2 separate regions of the Homo sapiens genome follow, and region 2 is linked to region 1. A link is an interaction called in ENCODE POLR2A ChIA-PET data of the cell type or tissue named here. Cell type or tissue: GM12878. All regions are shown on one strand. Links, peaks and the distances in the headings refer to the core of each region. The heading gives the core; the rest is flanking DNA.

Region 1 (17,898 bases), core at 7,163-12,162:
CCTTCCTATTGTGTTCTCTTTCCTCACACAAACACCACCAGCAATGCCTCGAAATTCTGTCTCCAACATATCTACAGACTCTACAGCATTCTCACCATCCTGACCACCATCCTCCACTGTCTACACCACCATCCTCATCCACACCACCATCCTCCAGTGTCCACACCACCAACCTCCACTGTCTAAACCACCATCCAACAATCCGCACCACAACTCTTACCATCCATAACATAATCCACTAGTGTCTACATCATCATTCACACTGTCCACACCACCATCACCACAAACACAACCATCCTCACCGTCTGCTCCACCATCCTCCCCCATCCACACTGTCCACACTATCATCCTTACCATCCCTGCCACCATCTTTGCCATCCACACAACCATCTTCCACCATCCAAACCACCACCCTCACCATCCACACCACCATCCTCGTCATCCACACCACCATCCACCAGTGTCTACACCATAATTCTCACTGTTCACCTCTACATTCTCACCATCCACACCACCATCCTCACTGTCCACACCACCATCCACCAGTGTCTACACCACCATCCTCTACTGTCTATGCTACCATCCTCCACCATCCACACCCCCATCCTCACCATTTACATCATCATCCTCACCCTCCACTCCACCATTCTCACTGTCCCCACCAGTATCCCCACCGACCGTCCACATCACTATCCTCACTGTCCACACCACCATCCTCACCATCCACACCATCATCCTCACTGCCACACCACCATTCTCACTGTCTACACCACCATCCTCACTGTCCACACCACCATCCTCACTGTCCACACCATCATCCTCACTGCCACACCACCATTCTCACTGTCCACACCACCATCCTCACAGTCCACACCATCCTCCACTGTCTGCACCACCATCTTCACTGTCCACACCACCATCTTCACTGTCCACACCACCATCCTCATTGTCCACACCACCATCCTCACAGTCCACACCATCCTCCACTGTCCACACCAACATCCTCACTGTCCACACCACTGTCCTGCACTGTGCTTTACCACTGTGTTCATTCCTTTTTATCTTGGCTTTTTAATAATTTGGATATTATTTTTATGTTTCACTTGAGATGGTGATCTGTATAGATTTATCTCTCCCATCCAAAATATTTCTATAAAATCCCATAACTAATCTGGAAATTTTTCATCAGTTTCTTAGTGAAGAGCAGATAGAGGCTGATATTGGAACCTACCGCACATGATTTATAGATTCTCATCTTTGAAACCACACAGTCAACTGACACAATCCCCATTATGTAATATGGGTTTCACATTTATTACCAATACCTTTTTCCAGATTTATTGAGGTGTAATTGACAAAACTCTATATATTTGTATATACACAATGTGGTGTTTTGAAATAAGTAAATTTTGTGAGATGATTACTATAATCAAATTAGTTAACACATCCATGACATCTCATCATATAGTTACCTTTTTGGGTGTGTAGAGAATGAGAATATTTATGATCTACCATCTTAGTAAATTCCAAGTATACATTGTACAAATATATGTACATACAAATAATACATTATTATTAACTATGGTGACCATGATAAACATTAGGTCTTCAGAACTTACTCATCTGATAAATGAACTTCGTACCCTTTGACCAACATCTCATCATTTTTCCACTCCCTGCCCCAGTTCCTGATAACCACTCTTCTACTCTGCTTCTATGAGTTTGACTGTTTTTAGATTCCTCAGACAAATGAAATCATACAGTATGTGTCTTTCTGTGTCTGGCTTGTTTCACTTAGCATAATATACCCAGGTTTTTTCATGTTGTTGCAAATGACAAAATTCCTTCTTCTTTAAGGCTGAATAATATTCCATCATATGACATCCCTTTACCCATTCATCCATCAATGGACACTTAGGTCATTTTGATACCTTGGATATTGTGAATGGTCCTGCAGTGAGTGTGGGAGTGCAGACATGTCCTCCAGATAGTGCTTTTATTTTCTTTGGATAATACATGAATGGACTATTGGTGGTTATGATGACAGTTTATTTTCAATTTTTAAAAAATGGTTTCATACTGTTTTCTATCATTGCTGTACCAGTTTACACTTTCACCACCAGTATACAAGGATTCAATTTTTGCCAAATCCTCACCAACATCTTCTGACTTTTGGGTATTAGCCATCTTAACAGGTGGGATATTATCTCATGTGGTTTTGAGTCTCATCTCTCTCACAATTAGTGATGCTGAGCACCTCCTCATAGACCTCTAGGTCATTTGTATGTCCTCTTTGGAAAAATGTCTATTCAGATCCTTTGCATTTTTAAATTGGGTTATTTGCTTTTTTTTTTTTTTTTTGGCTCTTGACTTGTATGAGTTCCCTATGTATTTTGGACATTAGCCCCTTATGTGATATAGGATTTGCAAATGTTTCCCCTCATTTTGTCTCAGGTTGTTTCCACTCTGTCAATTGTTTCCTACACAGAAGCTTTTTTAGTTTGATGCAATCCCATTTCTCTATTTTTGCTTTCCTTGCCTGTGCTTCTAGTGTCACATCCAAAAATCATTGCCAAGACCAATGTCATGGATCTTTTCCCCATGTGATTTTTTTAAAGAGTTTTGTGGTTTCAGTTCTCATGTTTAAATCTCTAATCTATTTTGAGCTGATTTGTATGTGTAAGCTAAGAATCTTAATTTTTTTTTAAGTGTTGATGTTACGTTTTCCCAACACCATCTATTGAAGAGACTCTCCTTTGCCCATTGTGTATTCTTGGTCTCTTTGCTAATGATTAGTTGACTATAAATGCATGGATTTATTTCTGGACTTTTGTTATGTTCCATTGGTCCATGCATCTGTTTCCACTGGTCTGTGTGGTACTAACCATACTGTCTTGATTACCATAGCTTTGCAATATAATTTGAAATCAGAAAGTGTGACACCTCCAGCTTTGTTCATTTTCCTCAACATTGATTTAGCTATTTGGGATCTTTTGTGATTCCATACAAATTTTAGAATAGATTTTTTTTTAAGTTCTCTGAAAATGCCATTGAAATTTTGACAGAGATTATATTTAACATGTAGATCATGTTGGATAGTGATGCTATTTTGACAATATTTATTTTCTGATGCTTGAACATGGAGTATCCATTTATTTATGGAAATAAATTAAAACTATTATGCATAGTATTTTTGCATCTACATTCATCAGGTATATAGACGTAATTTTCTTTTCTTGTAATGTCCTTGTCTGACTTTGGTATTAGGGTAATGCTGGCTTCATAACATGAGTTTGGAATTCTTCCCTACTCTTCAAGGTTTTGGGAAAGTTTGAGAAAGATGGTGTGAATTTTTCTTTAAATACCTGGTAGAATTCACCAGCAAAGCCATCAGATCCTGGGTTTTTCTTTGGTGGGCAATTTTTGATTACTGATTCAATCTCCCTAATTACTGGTCCATTCAGATTTTCTATTTCCTCATAATTCAGTCTTCATATGTTGTATCTTTCTAAGAATTGGTTTGTTTCTTCTAGGTTACCCATTTGATAGAATGTAATTGTTCATTGTAGTCTGTACTGATCCTTTGCATTTATATGGTATGTTTTAATGTATCCTCTCTCGTTTTTATTCATTTGACTCCTCTCTTTTTCTTTATTACTCTAGCAAAAAGTTTGTTAATTTTGCTTATCTTTTCAACAAAAACCCCAACTCTTAGTTTTGTTGATGTTTTCTATTGTTTTTCTAGACTCTATTTCATTTACATTTTTGCTGGTCCTTGTTGTTTCCTTTCTTCTACTAACTTTGGGCTTAGTTTGTTCTTTTTTTCAGTTCCTTCAAGTATAACGTTAGGTTATTTAGGTATTTTTTTCATGTAGGCATTTAATACTATAAACTTATTACAACAGATTTTGCTGCATCCTATAAGTTTTTTTACATCATATTTCCATTATTTGTCTCATGTTATTTTCAATTTTTATTTCTTTGACCAATTGGCTGCTCAGGAATGGGTTGTTTAATTTTCACATATTTTTGAATTTTCCACTTTTCCTGTTATTGATTTACAATTTCATACCATTGTGGTTGGAAAAGATGTTTGATATAATTTAAAAATTATTAAGACTTGTTCTGTGGCCTAACAGATGATGTATCCTGGAGTGTGTTTTGAGTGTCTTGTGAGGAATAAGTATTCTGCTGCCACTGGATGGAATGTTCTGTATATGTCTGTGGGTACGTTTAGTCTAAAGTGTAGATCAAGTCCAATGTTTCCTTGTTGGTTTTCTATCTAGATGATCTGTGCATTATTGAAAATGGGGCGTGTGTCAAAGCCCCTTATATTACAGACTATTTATCCTTTCAAATATGTTAATATTTGCTCCTATATTTAGGTGCTCTGATATTGGATGCATATATGGTTATCATTGTTAGATCCTCTTGATGAATTGACCCCATTATCATTATATAATGACCTTCTTTGTTTCTTGGTATAGTTTTTGACTTAAAGACTATTTTGTCTACTATAAGTATAGCCACCCTTGCTATTTTTTGGTTTCCAATTGCATAGAATATATTTTTCCTTTCTTTCATTTTCAGCTTATGTGTGTTCTTAAAGCTGAAATGAGTCTCTTGTAGGCAGCAGGTGGTTGATCTTGTTTTTATTTTTTAATCAATTTAGCCCATCTATGTCTTTTGATTGGAAAATTTAACCCATTTATATTCAAGGCAATTATTGACAGATAAGGATTAACCATTGCCCATGTGTTAATTGTTTTCTGGCTTTTCTGTAGACCTTTTGTTTCTTTCTTCCTCTCTTGTTGTCTTTCTTCATGATTTGATGCTTTTCTGAAGTAGTATCCTTTGATTCCTTTATCTTTTGTGTATCTACCATAGTTTGCTTTGTGATGATTAAGAGGCCTAAGTAAAACGTTTTATAGTTATATCAACCTATTTTAAATTGATAACAACTTAACTTCAATTGAATCAAAACATTCTGCACTTTTACTCCCGCTCTCAGCATTTTATATTCTTGATGTCACAATTTACATATTTTTATGTGTGTATCCATTAACAAATGTTTCTAGCTATAGTGATTTTAATATTTCTGTCTTTTAATATTTTAATAGGGTTATAAGTTATTTACACATCGTTATATCGTTAAAGTATTCTGAATTTGACTACATGTGTTTACCAGTCAGTTTTGTACTTTATATTTTCATGTTGTCAGTTAGTGTCCTTTTGTTTCAACTTGAAGAACTCCCTTTAGCATTTCTTGTGAGGCAGTTATATTGGTGCTGAACTTTTTCATCTTTTGTTTGACTGGGAAAGTCTTCATCTCTTCTTCATTTCTAAAAGACTGCATTTCCAGGTGAAGTCTTTTTGCTTGTCAGATTGAGGTTTATTTTTTTTTTTCTTTTTTTCATCATTTCAAATGTAGCATCTTCCTCTGTCCTGGCCCTCTAGGTTTCTGCTGAAAAATCCTCTAGTAGCCTTGTAGGGGCTCCCTTCTATTTGATTTCCTTTCTTTTATTGCTGCTTTCAAAATTCTCTGTCTTTGATTTTTGAAAGTTTTATTATAATGTGTATTGGTGAAGTCTTCTTTGGGTTGAACTTAATTGGAGACATTTTAGCTTCACATACTTGAATGTCCTTACCTTTTCAAAGATTTGCTAAATTTGAAGCCATTATTTTTAAAAATAAGCTTTCTCCCTCTTTTTCTCTTTTTTAGACCTCTGTAGTATGAATTATAGCTTTCTTGATGGTGTCCCATACATTTTGTAGAATTTCTCAATCTTTTTTTCCCACCAACTGAATGTTTCTAAATGCCATGTCTTCAAGTTTCTTCTGTTTAAGCCAGATATTGATGCTGTCCATTGCCTTTTAAGCTTTCATTAATTTACTCTTCAGCTCCAGAACTTTCATTTTGTTTTTAAAAGGATTTTTATATCTGTATTGAGCCTCTTATTTTATTTATGTATTACTTTTAAATTTTGTTGAGTGTCTGTGTTCTGTTGTAGCTCACCAAGCCTCCTTAACACAATTATTTTGAATTTTTCTGGCCGTTTGTATATCTCCATTTCTCTAGCGTTGGTTATAGGAATATTATTATGCTCCTTTGGTGGTGTCATGTTTCCTTGATTGTTTCATGTTCCTCGAAGTCTTGCATTGATGTTGGCACATTTGAAGAAGCGGTCACCTCCTTCAGTCTTTACTGACTTGCTTCAGGAGAGAAATACCTTCACCAATCAGCTCTGTTTTGGATTCTGAGGCTATATGAGATCTTTTTTGTGCATGCATCTGCTTAATCCCTCATATTCCTTCTTGACAGGAAGTTCTTAAGATTGTATGCCTTCTGATTGTGCAAAGTCCAGGACAGGTGCTAAAAGCCTCCCATTTGTTTTCTCCAGTGTGATGCCCTGAAATGCTGATGTATGTGTGTCTTCTCCAAATTCTGCCGAGTTGAGCTGAGTGTCCGCTGGCTATGCTTGCACGCGCTGTCTGCAGGGGCATGCTTGGGAAGCCAGCTTAGGTACGGGGGAGACGAGCTGTATGTAGTCCTTGGGGTGCCCATGGGTCTGTTTGGGGGGTCCACATGTGGGTGTCCTGGGTGATTTATGGGCGGGCTTCCTCATGGAGTCTGCAGAATGTTGGTAGAGCACCCATCTCTCTTCTCTGCTCCCAGTATCTCCCAACTACACAGCCGTGCTGTTAACCTCAGTGTTCCAGGTGGAGCAAGAAAAAGGTGGGCCTCTTGGGCAGAGTCCGCCAGTGCTGGGGGGGCTGGGTGCTTACTCACTATACTCTCACTTTCCCCCATCAGGGAGATCATGGGCTGAGGGGGTTCCCCTTGGCACCGAGCTATGCTGCCTGGCAGGAGGAGTGAGGCAGATAAGCTGAAACTGTGCTTTTTGCCCACTTCAAAGCATTCATTCTTGGATTTTTTGTTCTTTCAGTGTGCTGGACCTTCTCTTGCGTGGTTAGTTGTAAAACTTGATGCTTCTGCAGGCAGATGATGGCAGAAAGCTCCCACCCCACCACGCTGATGACGGCAGAAAGCTCCCGCCCCACCACGCTGATGACGGCAGAAAGCTCCCGCCCCACCACGCTGATGATGGCACTCTCGTTGGGTGGTTGTGTGGTCTTCATACAATTTCAGGGTAAATCGCCACTTGATGTCATTGCTAAATGGGATACCTGAGCTATGATGATTTTGCCTGATTGTTAAAGTTAGTATTTTAAGACCAAAGATGGACAAAATACGTTAAAATTGTCTGTAAAAAGGCACATTTCTGAATTTGCTTTTAATACTTTAAAAGATATAAAGCTGTTGTATTATAACAGGAAGGATTGCTACAAGAACAGATCTGTCAGAAAACAAAACCGCATCTTGAATTGAAATGGAAAATGAAATTTAGCTACACTTCGTATGTATGTGTGCATGCAATTTATATATTTATATTAATTTTTTTTTCAATGAGAGGAGCTTTGTCGGTGACCTCAATCCTAATAATTGTGCATTTCCACCTTCTGTGTTTCCCTGGAGAGCAAAACCATTCTGACTAAGCGCCTGTCAGGGCTGAAATACACTAACCAATTTTGTCAGCAGGCTTTTAAAAATAATGTTCTTGGGAATCTAACATGATCAACAATTCTATTGCTTTGGGGAAATAACTCATGCTTCAGACCTTGAAATTATGTTCCCAAGAAAGCGTTGTTTCTGAAGCAGGCAGCATCTGTTTTTTATTGGGGTCTTGCCTCTACCTAATTGTGTGGCTGGTTTGAGAGATGAAGAACATTTCAGATATCTGGCTGAGATAACAGGTGACCAAGGAAATTCACTTCAGTGTGAACCGGAGAGCTCTTAGAGGCAGCTGTGGTTCCCTTGTTGCTGTATTAAGCCATACGTACTGCAATGTCACATTCATTTACAAAGTACTGCAATGTCACATTCATTTACAAAATGTGTTGTAACTTTCACGAAAGCTAATTGCAAACTGGGAAGTCCACACTTTTCTACTGTGAGATGGACACAAGGCAAGAGAGGAGTTTATCCATTTGTTTGTTTTCTTAACAAACATTTACTAAACACCTAATAAAGTGCCTGCCTTCAGGAAGCCCAGATTAAAGCAAGTGAGACAAGCACCCTTACTGGGGCTGATGCCGCACAGTGCTGTGGACAGAAGGTCTGTGTGAGCACCAGGCATGGATTGGGTGTGTTAGCCTCGGGACAGAGAAGCTGCTCTTCTTCCTCCTGTTCCCTTATGAGCATTTCCTGAACGACCCCAAACACTGGGACTTCATATTGCCAACTCCAAACATTGCTTTCCATGATTGCAGCCTCCGTGACCTACAGACCCAGGTCAAATCCTGTATACATGAAGTTCCTTCTGAATTTCTTCCCATTCTTCACCCCAGTAGTCATTACTTAACGCAAGTGCAGTGATGTTCCAGACATGTCCCACCCAGATTCTCCCTAGGCTGCCTGCCACATGAGTGAGTTTTCCACGTTATATGTGGGGCAGTGAGGTCCTTTTCATGGCTCTCCATAACCCTTAGGATAAAGCTTATACTATTTAGCTGTATTTATCTAATTTGATGTATTTTATTCACAGAAATTATTTATATTCTCCAAATATGCCATGCATTTACATAAATTTGTGTCTCCAGAAATGGTATTTCCTTTTCCTAGAATGCCAGCAATCCGTGTTTTCACCCTGCTAGCTTCTTTATCTCCATTAAGTTCTCTCTCAAGCTCTACTTTTTACTAAACCATCCCTAAGCACGTAGTCTTGTTTGGACACCGGTCCCTACGATCCCGCTGTTTCCCTTAGCGTGGGACAGGGTGAGTGTTTTGGTTGTTTGCGTGTCTAGTTGGTTGCTGTTAGTATTTTAGTTTTGGTCTGTCTCAGTAACATTCTTAGGGGCAGCTGGGGATACAGTTAATATATCTTTATAATCCTGTGTTCTTTATAGAAAAGCAATATATTTTGTAAAATGAATGAACGAATGCTTCCATGTATCCAGGAAGAGTACTGTGTCCCTGGGAGGGTAAGACATGGGCAGTTTCTCCAGCATCCCCGCCGTGTTATGGTCTCCATGACCTCATGGCACATGGTGCGTTCATGGCCACTCCTTGATGTCCTTTCAGATTCCTGGTCTTTTTCCTGAGGAAAAGACAGATGTACACTGTAGCATCTGTGAATACGCATGCATTCAACATAGAACCCTAAAAATTATGGGATTGAAAGTGTAGTATTATTCAGCCATAAAAAAGACGTGATGATGTCCTTTGCAGAGACATGGATGAAGCTGGAGATCACTATCCTCAGCAAATTAACACAGGAGCAGAAAACCAAACACCACACGTTCTCACTTACAAGTAGGAGATAAATGGTGGAACACAGGGACACATAGACGGGAACAGCAGACACTGGGGCCTAGGAGGAGGGAGAGAACCAGGAAAAGTAACTAACGGGCACTAGGCTTAATACCCGGGTGATGAGATAATCTGTACAGCAAACCCCCATGACACAGTGTAGCTATGTAACAAACCTGAATTTGTACTCTGAACTTAAAAAACAAAAGTATAGTTTACAGAACTTATTATAGTATCACACAAAAGTCAATGCTGTCCCACCACCCATGTGCCCACAGAGCAGAGCTGGAAAGCTCACAGTCCCCAGTCTGTGGACGTCCTGATCTTTGTGTTCTCTGAGAAAAGCTGGGTTTTCTGTCTTCTTCCTGTCTGTGTATTCATCACTCAGGATTTAGCCTTTCCCACTTTTTTGTTTTTTGCTTTTTTCTTTGTTGTCGTTGTTTAAATCCTGTAAGGAAGTTGGAATTGTAGAAGCTCCGTCAGTGCCTCAGTTCTGTAAAGAGCTGTCTCTATATCCACGGCAAGACTTTCTAGAGTTAGCTGAAGTTTTGAATTTTAAACTCCCAGTTCTCAATATTTCTAGCCACATTTTTGTAAAAACTAGGTCATGAGATGAGGCTGGCTTGGGGATGCTGCAGTGGTTCCTACTGGGCTTGAAATCCTCTGAAACCAGAGGACATGCCTTAAACATCCAGGCTTCTCTTTCCTCCAAGTGCTAAGTTCCCTTTAAAATACAGCCGCTTGCTACGAAAACACAGTCAGTTAACATAATATCCCTGGGTTCATGTGGACCTTTAATATCTGCTTTTGAGACTGAGACAAATTGTGAGAGCTGACTCACAAACACTTGCTTTTGAATCTGAAAATGCTACATAATTTTAAGGTAAAAGGCCCACAGTATAGCATTCAGAAATAACTTTTAAACCATATGTGCCCAGATACATTGTAAATTACACTCCAGATGTGTCCTTTCCATGAACTGTAACATGTTGGAGACATAGCCCTTGAAACGGAGTTACTCAGTCCAATATAAAATAAAATTCCCAAACCAAAGAAAATTAAAAACTTTTGCCTGGAGGCACTGCTGCGCACAGCCTGTGGCTAGACGAGGTTCCCGTGGGTTTGCCTGGAGGCGTTGCTGCACGCAGCCTGTGGCTAGACGAGGTTCACGTGGGTTTGCCTGGAGGCGTTGCTGCGCGCGGCCTGTGGCTAGACGAGGTTCACGTGGGTTTGCCTGGAGGCATTGCTGCACACGGCCTGTGGCTAGACGAGGTTCACGTGGGTTTGCCTGGAGGCGTTGCTGCGCGCGGCCTGTGGCTAGACGAGGTTCACGTGGGTTTGCCTGGAGGCGTTGCTGCGCGCGGCCTGTGGCTGGACGAGGTTCACGTGGGTTTGCCTGGAGGCGTTGCTGCGCGCGGCCTGTGGCTAGACGAGGTTCACGTGGGTTTACCTGGAGGCGTTGCTGCGCACGGCCTGTGGCTGGACGAGGTTCACGTGGGTTTGCCTGGAGGCGTTGCTGCGCGCGGCCTGTGGCTAGACGAGGTTCACGTGGGTTTGCCTGGAGGCGTTGCTGCGCGCGGCCTGTGGCTAGACGAGGTTCACGTGGGTTTGCCTGGAGGCGTTGCTGCGCGCGGCCTGTGGCTAGACGAGGTTCACGTGGGTTTGCCTGGAGGCGTTGCTGCGCGCGGCCTGTGGCTAGACGAGGTTCACGTGGGTTTGCCTGGAGGCGTTGCTGCGCGCGGCCTGTGGCTAGACGAGGTTCACGTGGGTTTGCCTGGAGGCGTTGCTGCGCGCGGCCTGTGGCTAGACGAGGTTCACGTGGGTTTGCCTGGAGGCGTTGCTGCGCGCGGCCTGTGGCTAGACGAGGTTCACGTGGGTTTGCCTGGAGGCGTTGCTGCGCGCGGCCTGTGGCTGGACGAGGTTCACGTGGGTTTGCCTGGAGGCGTTGCTGCGCGCGGCCTGTGGCTGGACGAGGTTCACGTGGGTTTGCCTGGAGGCGTTGCTGCGCGCGGCCTGTGGCTGGACGAGGTTCACGTGGGTTTGCCTGGAGGCGTTGCTGCGCGCGGCCTGTGGCTAGACGAGGTTCACGTGGGTTTGCCTGGAGGCGTTGCTGCGCGCGGCCTGTGGCTGGACGAGGTTCACGTGGGTTTACCTGGAGGCGTTGCTGCGCGCGGCCTGTGGCTGGACGAGGTTCACGTGGGTTTTGCTGTGAAGAGGTCTGTCCAGAAGCGGGGGTAGAGAAAGGGTGATTTTTATCGCAGAACAAGTCATGTTGTTTTAATCTCACCAGAAGTTTCATCTAATTTGAAATAGAAAAAGGTTCATTTGTCCATTCATACTTTTTAATAAGTTAGAAAATACTTAGTGAGTGCTTGCTTTGGGCTGGGCATTCTTCTAGTCTCTGTGGATTCAGAGGTGAAAGGTGTGGCCCTGTTGTCCAGGAATTCAGTGTAGGAAGAGGATAATTACAGACCATAGATACGCATGTGCTTTCCTTCTAGAAGGCACGTTCACGCGTATTCTCAGTTTACCTTCGTGAAACGGTGGGGTCACACCGCATGCTGTGTTTATTGTGCTGATGGGGAAATGAAGGGTCCGGGAGGAATGGCCTCGAGGGCCTTCCATCCCCACAGACCCTCCTTGGCTCTTTCTAGGCTCTGCAGGGCTCAGGGTTCTTGCAAGGCCCAGCTCACGTGTGGCCACCTCATTGCTGCCCGGGTAGGGCTCTCTGCGTGATGTCACGTGGCCTTCGTGGTGAGGGGCAGATGAGAACTGTATTTCTTCTCTCTAGTTTTGCTTGGTGTTATTTCAGTTGTATTAATCTTGTGTCCCCAATTCAACTTCACCCTGCCTGAAGGTGAGTTCATGCCTTGAATATCTTTATTTTTTCAGACCAAGCACTACAGATTGAAGCTGGGTGCCTGATGGACACCTGCTCGTGTGCTTCTCTGTAAGTATTTGCATTGTCGCAGCTGCAAGCACCCATTTCGCTGAGAATCACTGTTGCCTCCATGGGGTCCTGTCCTATGGACGACCCCTGTCTAGTTGGGAACTTGGTGCCAGGAGCTCAACTTGCTCCAATGCTTCCCATCCTACTAAGTTCTACGCTGACTACAGTGGTAGGTAACGTCTGTTTTCCTGCAGTGCTTAAATATTGTTTCTACCTCCACCTTCGGCAGCTATGTGGCAGACATTTAATCATTGTTAGGCAAAAAAGACCTAAACGTACTCTGTTAGCTACTGCACCCTGCCTGGATTCCCCAGGCCACATGTCTTAGTTAGCCCCACACAGCTTCAGATATTGTTATTGCTTCTATCCATTCTGCTAAACTGAGCCATGGTTAATAAAAGATGAGAATTGGCAATTTCCAAGTTTCTAAGAGTTTAAAGTTATAGGAAATAAAAGACATGATGTATTCCTCAGAGTAGGCTCACTATTGTAACAACGCCTCCGAATTTTAGTAGCTTACCAAAATAAGAACGTATTGTTCACTTGCATGACTGTCAAACCTAGGCCAGATGAGGGCTGTGCTCCACAACACCGCCCAGGAATCTGGGATCCTCCCCTGGGCTCCAGTAGCTCCATGGACATCTGCAGGTAGAATATAAACAAGGAAGCTGGGAGGAACTGGTGAGATTTCAGAGGAGGCCTAGAGGTGGTGGCCATCACTCTCCCTCCCAGTCTCCTGGCCAGGACTTGGTCACACAGCTGCACCTCACAGCGAGGGGCTGGGGAACGCGGCCTCACCCCGTGTCCAGGAAGAGGAGTGACCTGCCATGGTGAGAATCTCCGCTCCTGAAGAGCACATGATTAGTCATTTACACGTCCTGATGTTGTTGCTCAGGGTCTCCTCCTACCAGGGGAGACAGTGGAAAACTGTGTGCATTGCTCACAGTGAGGAAGCTGGTTCCTTGGCTGGTCTGTGGGTCACATTGCTCATCTTCATGGGGACAGCGGCCACTCTTCACCATGCTTCCTGTTGCTGGATTGCAATGGGAGCCATGCCATCGATGCTTTGGGCAAAATAGCTCATGTATGGCTCCTCGTCAGCTGCATGCAGTGGCACAGATGCACCATGAAGCTTGCAGTTGGGTGTCTGCACCTCTCAAAACCATTTCCAGCTGGACAAGCAGGCCTCTTGGTGCTAATGCACCTGTGAAAGGCAAAGACCCTCTCATCATTCCATGAGCCATATGCTGGCTCTATGTTTTTATGCCTGTCTCCCATAACAGGTGACATTGTTGAGAATGAGTAGCGGGGGGTGTCCGATAGCTGTTACTTTGAAGTAAAAGGAATTCACTGATCCAGCTGCAGTGGGTCCCTAAAGCAAGGGCTGCTTAACACGTATACTCAGGTTGCATGATGGCCGTGGAGTACACTGGACTCAGCACCAGGACCCCATCTCTCATCACCAGCTGTGTGTACGCCTTGGTGAGCTCCTTAAATCTAAACACGTGAGTATCCTTATTTGTCAAAAGAGGATTCAAATTTTAACCCTGCATAACCAAAAATACAGGAATTACTTAATGAAGGGGTTCTTGAGAAGCGATAAACTGAAAGGTAAGTCAAAGCCCCATGGCAAATGCAAATGGCTTGAAAATGCAGGAAATGCTTTCATCCTGGAACATTTGCTGTTCTACCCAAGTCAGGTCTGTGTCTCTGGAGGTGCACACGGAGCTGTCCCTGGTGGCAGCCTCTGCCAAGGACTGTGTGGCCCCGGGGGCAGCCTCTGCTGAGTATTGTGTGTTCCTGGTGGCAGCCTCTGCTGAGTGTTGTGTGTTCCTGGTGGCAGCCTCTGCCAAGGACTGTGTGGCCGCGGGGGCAGCTTCTGCCGAGTGTTGTGTGTTCCTGGTGGCAGCCTCTGCTGAGTGTTGTATTGCTGGTGGCAGCTTCTGCCGACGGCTGCGTGGCCCAAGTGTGCGTCCTGCCTTTTCCTGACTTCCTCTCTCTACTTCCCACTCTCACCCGGCACATGATAAAATGTAATCTACATGAATATTAGGATTTGGATTTCTATCTGGACACGTGATTTACCTATTAATCAGACACCAACCACATGAATGATTATTAGAGGAATATTTAACAAAAGCTACATAAAAACAGTTTTTGAAACTATTTGGACTTCACTTCTCATAACATTCTTAAAAACCAAAGTTCAGTGTGTCTTCCAAAATGAAGAAAAATTACCCTGTTTTACCAATGGTTTTGCGTCGCTAATATCATAAAATGAAGGATGAGTTTTCAAGCCTGAAAGACAGTGTATTTACTAAACAATTTCTTAATAAATTCATTTATTCATGCACCCATTTGTTCATGTGCCCATCCGTGCATTCGTCACTTACCAGACGCCTCCTGATCTCCAGCGCCCGCGATAGGCACTTCCCATCCGGTGAGGTGTATGGCCTGACTCCTGCCCGGGGCACTCATGGCCTTGAGAAGGTACATACAGAAATAACGTCCTAAAATAAGTTCCATGAGCTTATTCCATGAACTTAGCAGGTTCCATGAGCTCATGTTGCAGGGGTTGGAGACTGACTCTGAATTGGGAGCGTTGGCCCCGGGGGTATAGAGTCCAGTCAGGGGTCGGGGAGACTGATGGGGCTGCTTCTGCTGCTGTTCTGCGGCAAATCTAGGACTCAGCAGGAGACATTTTTATTTTCCTCCCACTTGAGAAACCCTCGTTATTGCTCAAATAAATGCCCACCCCCACCCACCTCCACCACCTCCACCACCACCTCTATGGCCAAGGAGGTCAGAGTGGAGAGGGGCAGCTTCCTCCTGGAACCCAGTCATGGCAAAGGACAACCACAAAATCCTGGCCGGGTCCAATCCAGGCTCATCGCGTCGGGAACAGCAAGAAGCAGGAGAGTCTGCAATGAAACTGTGAAATTGCAGAGGCTGGACAAGGGGTCAGCACCGCCAATAAAGGAGGAAATGTTTCCATGGAGGGGCTGTTTCTCAACTGAGGCGTGCCTTTCAGATGCGTAAGCTTTAGTCATGCTTATAACAATAATGAAATTTTACAGATGAAAAAAATGGGCCTAAAGGGTTAGGTGAGTTGGCCGTGGAATGTGATTAGCTCATGGGGAGGATGGTGTGGATTGAAGCTTGTCTAGCAGGAAAGTTTATTTACTTTAACTGCCCATGATGCCTCTCCTAAAAAACAAGTCTTGTGCTTTCCACGTGTTTTATCTTTCTTTTGCTCTCATTCCCTGGCTTCCAACAAAGACCTTTTCTCCTTTTAAGTCATGTCTTAGCTCATATGAGTCAGAAAGCAGGTGGCATAAAGTTGTCTGTTTTCCCCAAATTTCCCATCCACTCGCTCCTTGCCAGGCCCAAGTGTCCCCATGATTATGTTGAAGCTTGATCTCCAAGGCAGTAGCGTTAAGAGCAGGGCCTTTAGGGGGTGATTAGGTCATGAGGGCTCCTCCCTCGTGAATGGGTGGAGTTTATAAATGCGTATAAAAGAAGCTTCACACAGCACGGGGGAGAAACCTGTTCCATGGTGAAAAGTACAGCTTAACACACCTGTGTGAAGGTTTGAAGGCAAGGTTGGAAGCCTCGGAACATGGTGTTATCGGGGTGAGTTCACCATCACCCACAGCTACGATGGAGTGGAAGACTCAATCATTAAAAGTAACAGATTTTTACTGAGCCAAATTATAGAAGCCTGAGGCCATAAAGGCAATGTTAAAAATTCACTCTTCCCCTGATTGTTGTAGAAGAACACACAACAAAGTTGAACATGCTTGAATGTAAATTTTCTCACCATGACTTGTTGTAATATATTACATTATCAAGGAACATGAAAATGAAATGTGCTTTTCTAGTTTTTCGGATGCCATTCTCTCAGTCTCTGCAAGGCTTGGGAAGTGGCCAGCCTGAAGGACAACGAGGCTGTGTCTGATCATGGGGTGCTACTGAAAAAAGTGACAGAAATGTTGGAATGATGTACGATGTCCCCAGCGCTCTGAAATAAAGGAGAGCTGCCTCCATTTCCAAGGCAAGAGGTGGGTATGGCTGAGGTGGGCCCAGGACTACACCTGGCATGGCTGTGGCCCAGCGTGCGGCTGACGCTGAGGTTGGTCTCTTCACTCCGGGGCCCAGGCTTCGCCTCTGCTCCTCGCCTTTGCTTTCCCTCAGAGCTGAACCCAAGTCGTCCTTCCCAGCTGCTCTCTCATGGTAGGGATCCCACTCAGCAGGGCGCCGTGCCGGCTTAGCACCAAGTGACCAGGGGAAACAAGACAGGGATGTGCCTGGGGAGCCTCTTCTGGGGCCCTACTTACTGCCATCGCAGGGGCCCTACGGGCGTCCTCCGGGATGGTGTCACGGGCTCTAGACCCACAAGCAGGGTTGGAGCCCCGGCGCTACCCACATCTGTCCAAGTGATATTAAACCTTGCAAGTCTTTCTTTCCTGTGAGAAATAGAAAAAGCATATTTCCTACTTTAGTGCATGGGTGAAATGAGATAACCCATCTCATGCATGAGAGTCCTGATGGGTGACCCTATAGTTCCCTGGCAGGTCCGCAGGCACGCAGGGGGCTCCACAGGCACGCAGGGGGTTCCGCAGGCACGCAGAGGGCTCCGCAGGCACAAAGGGGGCTCCGATGGCACGCCGGGGGTTCCGATGGCACGCAGGGGTTCCGCAGGCACGCAGGGGGCTCCGCAGGCACGCAGGGGGCTCCGCTGGCACGCAGGGGGTTCCGCAGGCACGCAGGGGGCTCCGCTGGCACGCAGGGGTTCCGCAGGCACGCAGGGGGCTCCGCAGGCACGCAGGGGGCTCCGCTGGCACGCAGGGGGTTCCGCAGGCACGCCGGGGGCTCCGCAGGCACGCCGGGGGTTCCGCTGGCACGCAGGGGGTTCCGCTGGCACGCCGGGGGTTCTGCAGGCACGCCGGGGGCTCCGCTGGCACGCCTGGGGCTCCGCTGGCACGCAGGGGGCTCCGCAGGCACGCCGGGGGCTCCGCAGGCACGCAGGGGGCTCCCCTGGCACGCCGGGGGTTCCGCTGGCACGCAGGGGGTTCCGCTGGCACGCCGGGGGTTCCGCAGGCACGCAGGGGGCTCCGCAGGCACGCCGGGGGTTCCGCTGGCACGCCGGGGGTTCCGTTGGCACGCAGGGGGTTCCGCAGGCACGCAGGGGGCTCCGGTGGCACGCAGGGGGCTCCGCAGGCACGCCGGGGGCTCCGCAGGCACGCCGGGGGCTCCGCTGGCACGCAGGGGGTTCCGCTGGCACGCCGGGGGTTCCGCAGGCACGCAGGGGGCTCCGCAGGCACGCCGGGGGGTTCCGCTGGCACGCCGGGGGTTCCGCTGGCACGCAGGGGGTTCCGCAGGCACGCAGGGGGCTCCGGTGGCACGCAGGGGGCTCCGCAGGCACGCCGGGGGCTCCGCAGGCACGCCGGGGGCTCCGCTGGCACGCAGGGGGTTCCGCTGGCACGCCGGGGGCTCCGCAGGCACGCCGGGGGCTCCGCTGGCACGCAGGGGGCTCCGCAGGCACGCAGGGGGTTCCGCTGGCACGCCGGGGGCTCCG
Region 2 (6,134 bases), core at 1-5,000, 140 kb before region 1:
CACTCCCAAGATAGTGGCATTAATAAAGATCCTGCGTCTCACTATTGTTGCATTGGGGATGAAGTTTCCAACAAAGGAACTTTGGGGGACACATCCAAACCATAACATAGGATTTAAATAATTTTACAGAGTTCAAGAGTTCTGCTACTGAACCGTTTGAGATCCCTGTTCTGAGGTCTCATCACTTTCCAGTTTTAGCAGGAAGAGAAGTGGCAAGTGGCAGGAGTCTGCAGATTGGGGCCTGCACCTTTTTTTGAGGCACCTTTTTTATGAACAGTGTTTGTTGGAACACAGCCAGACTCACTCATTCACCTGTAGTTCGCGGCTGCTTTTGTGCTAGAGCAGCACAGCCAGAGCGGCCTGGTGGCCACAAAGCCCGACTGTCTCTGCAGCACTGGTTTTTTATATGGCGTTTCTAGTTGTTTTTAGTAGTAGGGGTGATTTGCCACAAGCTGTTTCATTTATAGCTGCAAGTGGAAATCCTTTATTGTGCATTTGTTACATAAGTTATAGCTGTTTCTTTCTCAATTATTGTAACATCTAAAAATTATGTAACAGTTACTAAGTCTTTTTTTATGAAAAATTTACAATTAGTCCAGAATTTAAAACAAGTTTAGTATTAAATCCTAGGGAATTTCTCACATAACTAATTTGGAGAAATAATATAATACTGTTCAGGCATGGTGGCTCACACTTATAATCCTAATAACACTTTGGGAGGCTCAACATTGCTTGAGCCTAGGAGGTCAAGACCAGCCTGAGCAACATAGTGAGACCCATCTCTACCAAAAAAATTTTAAAAATTAGCTGGGTGCTATGACATATGCCTGTAGTCCCAGCTGTTTGGGAGGCTGAGGTAGGAGGTTGGCTTGAACTCAAGAAGTTGAGGCTGCAGTGAGCTATGATCACACCACTGTACCCCAGTGTTGGTGACAGAGTGAGACCTTTTCTCTAAAAACAAAAAGAAAAAATTCAGTATTGTACTTATTCTCAATTTTGAAATAAGTCAATGTCATGGGAGTGTTGACGAAATACAGTCTTTTCTAGCTACTGGAAGTGCATACTAAAAGCCAAAGTTTCTCATTTTTTAGAAGAACAGGTATACACTTTCCACCTTTGTTCCGCAGTACGTATGTTTATGTTTCTTATTCTGCCATTATTTATAGTAGTCGAAATTCACAAAATAATCTTTTCATTTGTATTTTAAGTAGGTGTGTTTATAGATTATATCAGAAAACAATCATAAGCTTTCAGGTTACAATCAGTAGAAATACTGAGTGGCATTCTCTTCTGTGTGAGGTTTAAATTATGGATAGTCAATCAAAATAAAGGAGGACTGTCAGTTATCACTCCTGTGTTTCTTTCTTAGTGACCACCTCTGACCACCCAACTTAATACTTTTACTCCTCCCTGCCCCAAAGCTGTATGTATCTCCTCTCTGCTTTATTTCCTCCAGGGCATCTGTGCCTCCTGTGTGTTGCCTGCCCCCATGTGGAAGGGCAGCTCCATGGGACGCGGCTCTGTCCACTTAGCTTGGTGTTTGTTACTGGGGCCCAGGATGTTCAGTGCTTGTGGAATGAAAAATAGAGTAGAATAATGAAGGGGATTAAATATGTGACATTTTAGTATGTTGACTGTATTATACACTGCTACTAAGGAATTGAAGCCGATGTATAAACATTGTGTCTACACATTATACTATTTTATGATTATTGTATGGAACTTTATAATACAAAATTTCTTTGCAGTACAATTTTGAGAAATAGGTTAACTCTATTTTAACTTAAAAGTACCCTAAAAATTATTTAATTGTTTATTAGTGAGTAACAGGCTCAAATACAGCAGTTTTTTTTTTCTTTTAGTATTGCTTTGCATCCTCTAGGCTTGAATGGTATAAACACTGTGTTTTGACTTCTTATTCAATTTTAGATTACCAAAGAAGATTTTGCCACATTTGATTATATACTATGTATGGATGAAAGCAATCTGAGGTAATCCTGTTTTTGAAGAATATTTCTGTTCAACTCTCAGTTCAGCAGTGGGCCAAGTAATTTGTTGTCCAGATTTACTTTTTCTATTTTAAAGGTTTTAATAGTCAGTGATGGTCACCATATGTAGAATTATTTTATTTAGAACAGCAAAAAACTTAGTAATCTAGAATTGTCTCTTAGGTATTTACAAGGAAATACACCTTAGAAAAGGGAAAGTCTAGTTGTTAATAGCATGATTTAATTGGAAAACTAGCTTGGCTGTTATAGTTTTGTATCAAGCATATTGTTCTGCATGAGAACGATTTTGATATTTTTGCTGTAATGATTCCTGGGCAGGGCAGTGTTTTATTGATTCTCAGGTCAAAGCTCTGCAACCATAGGTTCCTATTATTATCCCATCTTGTAAAAGAAGGAAGTGAGAAACGGTAATGTTAGGTTATGTCCCCGAGTTCACACAGCTAGCATGTGGTGGATGTCATGGGATTTAAGCCTAGGCTCAGTGAGGAAGGGCCCTGCTGTATGCACCCCTGCCTCAGTCACCACCCTCCTGACCTGCCCCAGTCCCATGTTCAAGGCGTCATCGGGAACGGATCATAATTTAATGTCACTCCAGGATTCTGACTTGCATCACTACTTATTCATAAATATCTCATGTTTTTGATGAAGATAAACTATTTGTGCTTTTAATTACTTTTGTACAAATGAACAGATAGGGATGCACCAGTTTCAATTATTTTTTATTAATTAGGACCTTCATTAAAATGCATGTATTTTTTAATTTTTATTTTTCAGTCCTTATTCTGTTCTCATTGTTTTTGCTGACACCATAGCCCATAGGCATCGTAAAAACACCTTTTTAGGAGACCCCATTTGCTTTGACTGGCACTGAGCACCGTGTTTCTTTGCGTGTGGGGCAAGTGGAGTTCCTGCAGCCTCACATTTGCACGTGCTGTTCCTCTGCCTGGAAGCTCCTCCTTGCTTCTTGGGTCATTCGGCTCCTATTTGCCCCTCGTGGGTCAGCTTAAATTCATTTCTTGATAGAGGTATTCTGCTGCCCTGTCATTAGGCCAGATTGTGCATTAGACTTAGGCCTGCCTGCAGTTCTCATTCCTGCACCTAATCCTGAGCTGTAAAACTTCGTGCATGGGAGCTCTTGGCTGTTCCGTTCCCACATAAAGCACGTACCTGACTCATCAACTCATCTGTCGCAGGTGCTCAGTCGAAATTTGTTAAATAAATGGAGGCGCTTAGTTAAGTTTGCCTTTTTCTTTTGTAGCAATGTGAAAGCTAAGGGTGGAAGTCTAGAGTGAAGCTGAGTTTTCAGCTTGGGCAGAGGCTTAAGGAATAAAAGATGGAAGAGTAATTAAGGAGTGGGTCGTGCTGTGGGAAGTGCTGTGTCAAGACACCTGAGGATGGAATTGGTAGCCCTCTGTTTTGGGACTGGTTCAGATGGTGTTTTGGGTTCCTTTCTATGACCTTTATCTCTGAAACTTGATTGTCTTAAAATGTATTTTGTGGGAGAAAATATAATTATTGTATATTTTGTGTAACAGAATCAGTGAGAATAAGCTGCTGTCGCAAACTGTCTTGCCTAGAGAGAGGGCAGTGGCATACAGCTGCAGAAGGGGCCACACGGGCCTGCTGAGTGTTCCGTTTCATTTCAAATTAGGTCATTCTGTCTTGATTTTGATATGGATGTTTCAGAACACCCTAGCAGATGTCCCTGTTTAACTTGAAACCATAGATCAGAAAACTAAGTTCATATTTCAATTTTACAGAGATTTGAATAGAAAAAGTAATCAAGTTAAAACCTGCAAAGCTAAAATTGAACTACTTGGGAGCTATGATCCACAAAAACAACTTATTATTGAAGATCCCTATTATGTAAGTACAGTTCACGTTTTAGGGCTAATATGAAGACCCAACACATTTGTATCCTGCCATATTAAATAACAGATGAGATTGTGTTAAGGATGTTTTTGTTATGCAGGTTTTGCCATTTTCTTCTTTTTCCTGTCCATTTAGGGGAATGACTCTGACTTTGAGACGGTGTACCAGCAGTGTGTCAGGTGCTGCAGAGCGTTCTTGGAGAAGGCCCACTGAGGCAGGTTCGTGCCCTGCTGCGGCCAGCCTGACTAGACCCCACCCTGAGGTCCTGCATTTCTCAGTCGGTGTGTAATCACGTTCCAGGGCCCAAAGCCCAGCTCTTTGTTCAGTTGACTTACTGTTTCTTACCTTAAAAAGTAATTGTAGATGGAAATCAGTTGTGTTTGGCAGGAGAATCAATAAAAATCTTTGATTCAGACAGCTTATGGGGTATTTTAAGCATTCTTAGACTAGTTGAACATCTCACTTTGCCCCAGTTACAAAAATAGTAGAACAAGCAACATAAAACAATGAAGGAAAACCTCACTTGAAGGCCCAGGTCAACATCTAAGCCTGTTGAGACTTAGATAATCGAGTCTACCTCTTCAGTAGGTTTGTGTGGATGGCCTGGAGGGCAGGTGCCCTCTGCTCCCCAGTGCTACCTCTCTCTTCCCTAGGGCCTTTTGTGGATTGACAGTAGTCCCCTCCGTAGGAGCTCACAGTCTAGATTAGAAGTGTTTTAATTTCTACACACCCATAGTGCACACTTGTATATTGAAAAGATAGGGAAGAGAGAAACATTTATGGAATCAGTCGTTGGCACCTTCAATACTTCATGATTTTTGTCGAGTTTACTTCATGAGGAGGTCAGCCCATTGGCTCCCATCTGAACCACTTTGCCTCTGAAACTTAATTACATCCAGAAAGAAGGACACTTGTATGCTAGTCTATGGTCAGTTGAGGAATATGACTGTTTTTATATGCACATGTAACCCAAATGTCCAATATAAATTGGCTTATTTTTTAAAATAATTTTAAAAGTTGGGAAAAGTGTTATTATTTGGCATGCTTAAATATTGAATAAGTATTCTTCATCAGCATTTAATAAATGTATAGGCAGATGTAAGGTAATTTCTGTGTATTTTGAGATAATGTCAAAATCATGAATATTTCAAAATAAACTGGGGAGTTATAAAAATACAACTAGAGATATAAATCTGGTGTCTGCCTGTTTTTTTATTGACAGGTAAGGAAGCATTTGAAAACATTGTATTGTCCTTTTTACATGATCTGTGATGTTAGGTGTGCATATTTTATCTTCAGGATAAGGAAGTAAAATGATGAAAATAAGCACATTGCTGCCCCATGTCATCATGTCTAGTTTCTGAAGGAAGTTTGAGGTTCTACAGCTGGAACTGTCCTTGCCCAGTACCATCCTCTGGACATGTTGCCTCTACGCTGTGCCCTCCTGTGCAGTGATGCACAGCTGCCTGGCCAGGACATCTGCACTCCTGACCTCAGTATCATGAGGGTCCCAGGCAGTGCCATGGGGAGGAGACACGTTTGATCCTTGACTCCCTAGTATCTGGAGGATAAGCTGTTGCCAGATGAAAGTGAGTAGTTTCCCCACTGTACCATGTGGAAGTGCCAGGCTGTCTTCATAGGAAGAAAGTTTGCAAACCCAGTGAGTCTTGCTCTTGTTGGAATTACTCAGACATACAGAAAACTGAGGGGATTAAATATTAATAGATTGGATATTTGAACATGAAATCCTTAAAACATAAAAAATGGGGAAGGAAAGGTCAAGTAATGAGCTGTAATTAGAAAACAGGATTAAATAAGAGCACTTCAAAAGTTACACCCTGTTCTCTTCATTCAGTAATTGCTTTTAATCTCAAAGTCAAAATTTCTTACTCTTCTATTCCTTTATGTTTGGAAATAAAATCCTATAGTTTTTCTTTAATGTTTATCTCTATAAATACAGATCCTCAAACAAATCCTAGGACTCTTGACTATTCTGTCCTTATGGCTACACCCAGACGATACCATCTGCCGACAAGGGCTCATATGAATGGAGAAACTCATTGCTTTGCCGAATTCAGCTTTTTAAATTGGATCCAATTAGATTTGTTTAAAATACATCTACATCTAAAATTCTGAGACTGCTTAGAAGTCTTAAGGTTTCTCCTAGTTAAGCATTTTCATGATTACAAAATCGCTTGGGAAATAATGGATACAACCTTATTTGGAATATTTCCCAGCAAATCAGGGACTATC

What was found. ChIA-PET counts read pairs that join two places held together with the same protein. Peaks named below come from ENCODE experiments on the same cell type or tissue, not always from the same donor. Only the 100,000 strongest peaks of a DNase experiment are listed, where the experiment ranks them.
Region 2: POLR2A ChIA-PET joins it to region 1 with 5 read pairs; 2 of 35 experiments call an interaction of 5 or more read pairs at or near these places.

What each region holds. Positions count from the first base shown.
Region 1 is chr2:409,576-427,473 of GRCh38, forward strand. LOC124905962 (collagen alpha-2(I) chain-like) reads left to right here and starts at 7,037. Exons shown (of 3, transcript XM_047446892.1): 1 at 7,037-7,124; 2 at 10,449-11,689; 3 at 12,263-14,673. The coding sequence starts at 7,037. The coding sequence ends at 11,608. In GM12878, for the core only: no CTCF peak of the experiment used is centred there; no DNase peak of the experiment used is centred there.
Region 2 is chr2:273,211-279,344 of GRCh38, forward strand. It overlaps ACP1 (acid phosphatase 1), which reads left to right. Exons shown (of 6, transcript NM_004300.4): 4 at 1,930-1,991; 5 at 3,770-3,875; 6 at 4,017-5,073. The coding sequence ends at 4,094. Among named protein-coding and RNA genes, the nearest start is that of ACP1, 11 kb to the left of the region's middle. In GM12878, for the core only: a CTCF peak has its summit at 1,491 (motif pointing left); a DNase peak (open chromatin) is centred at 2,421.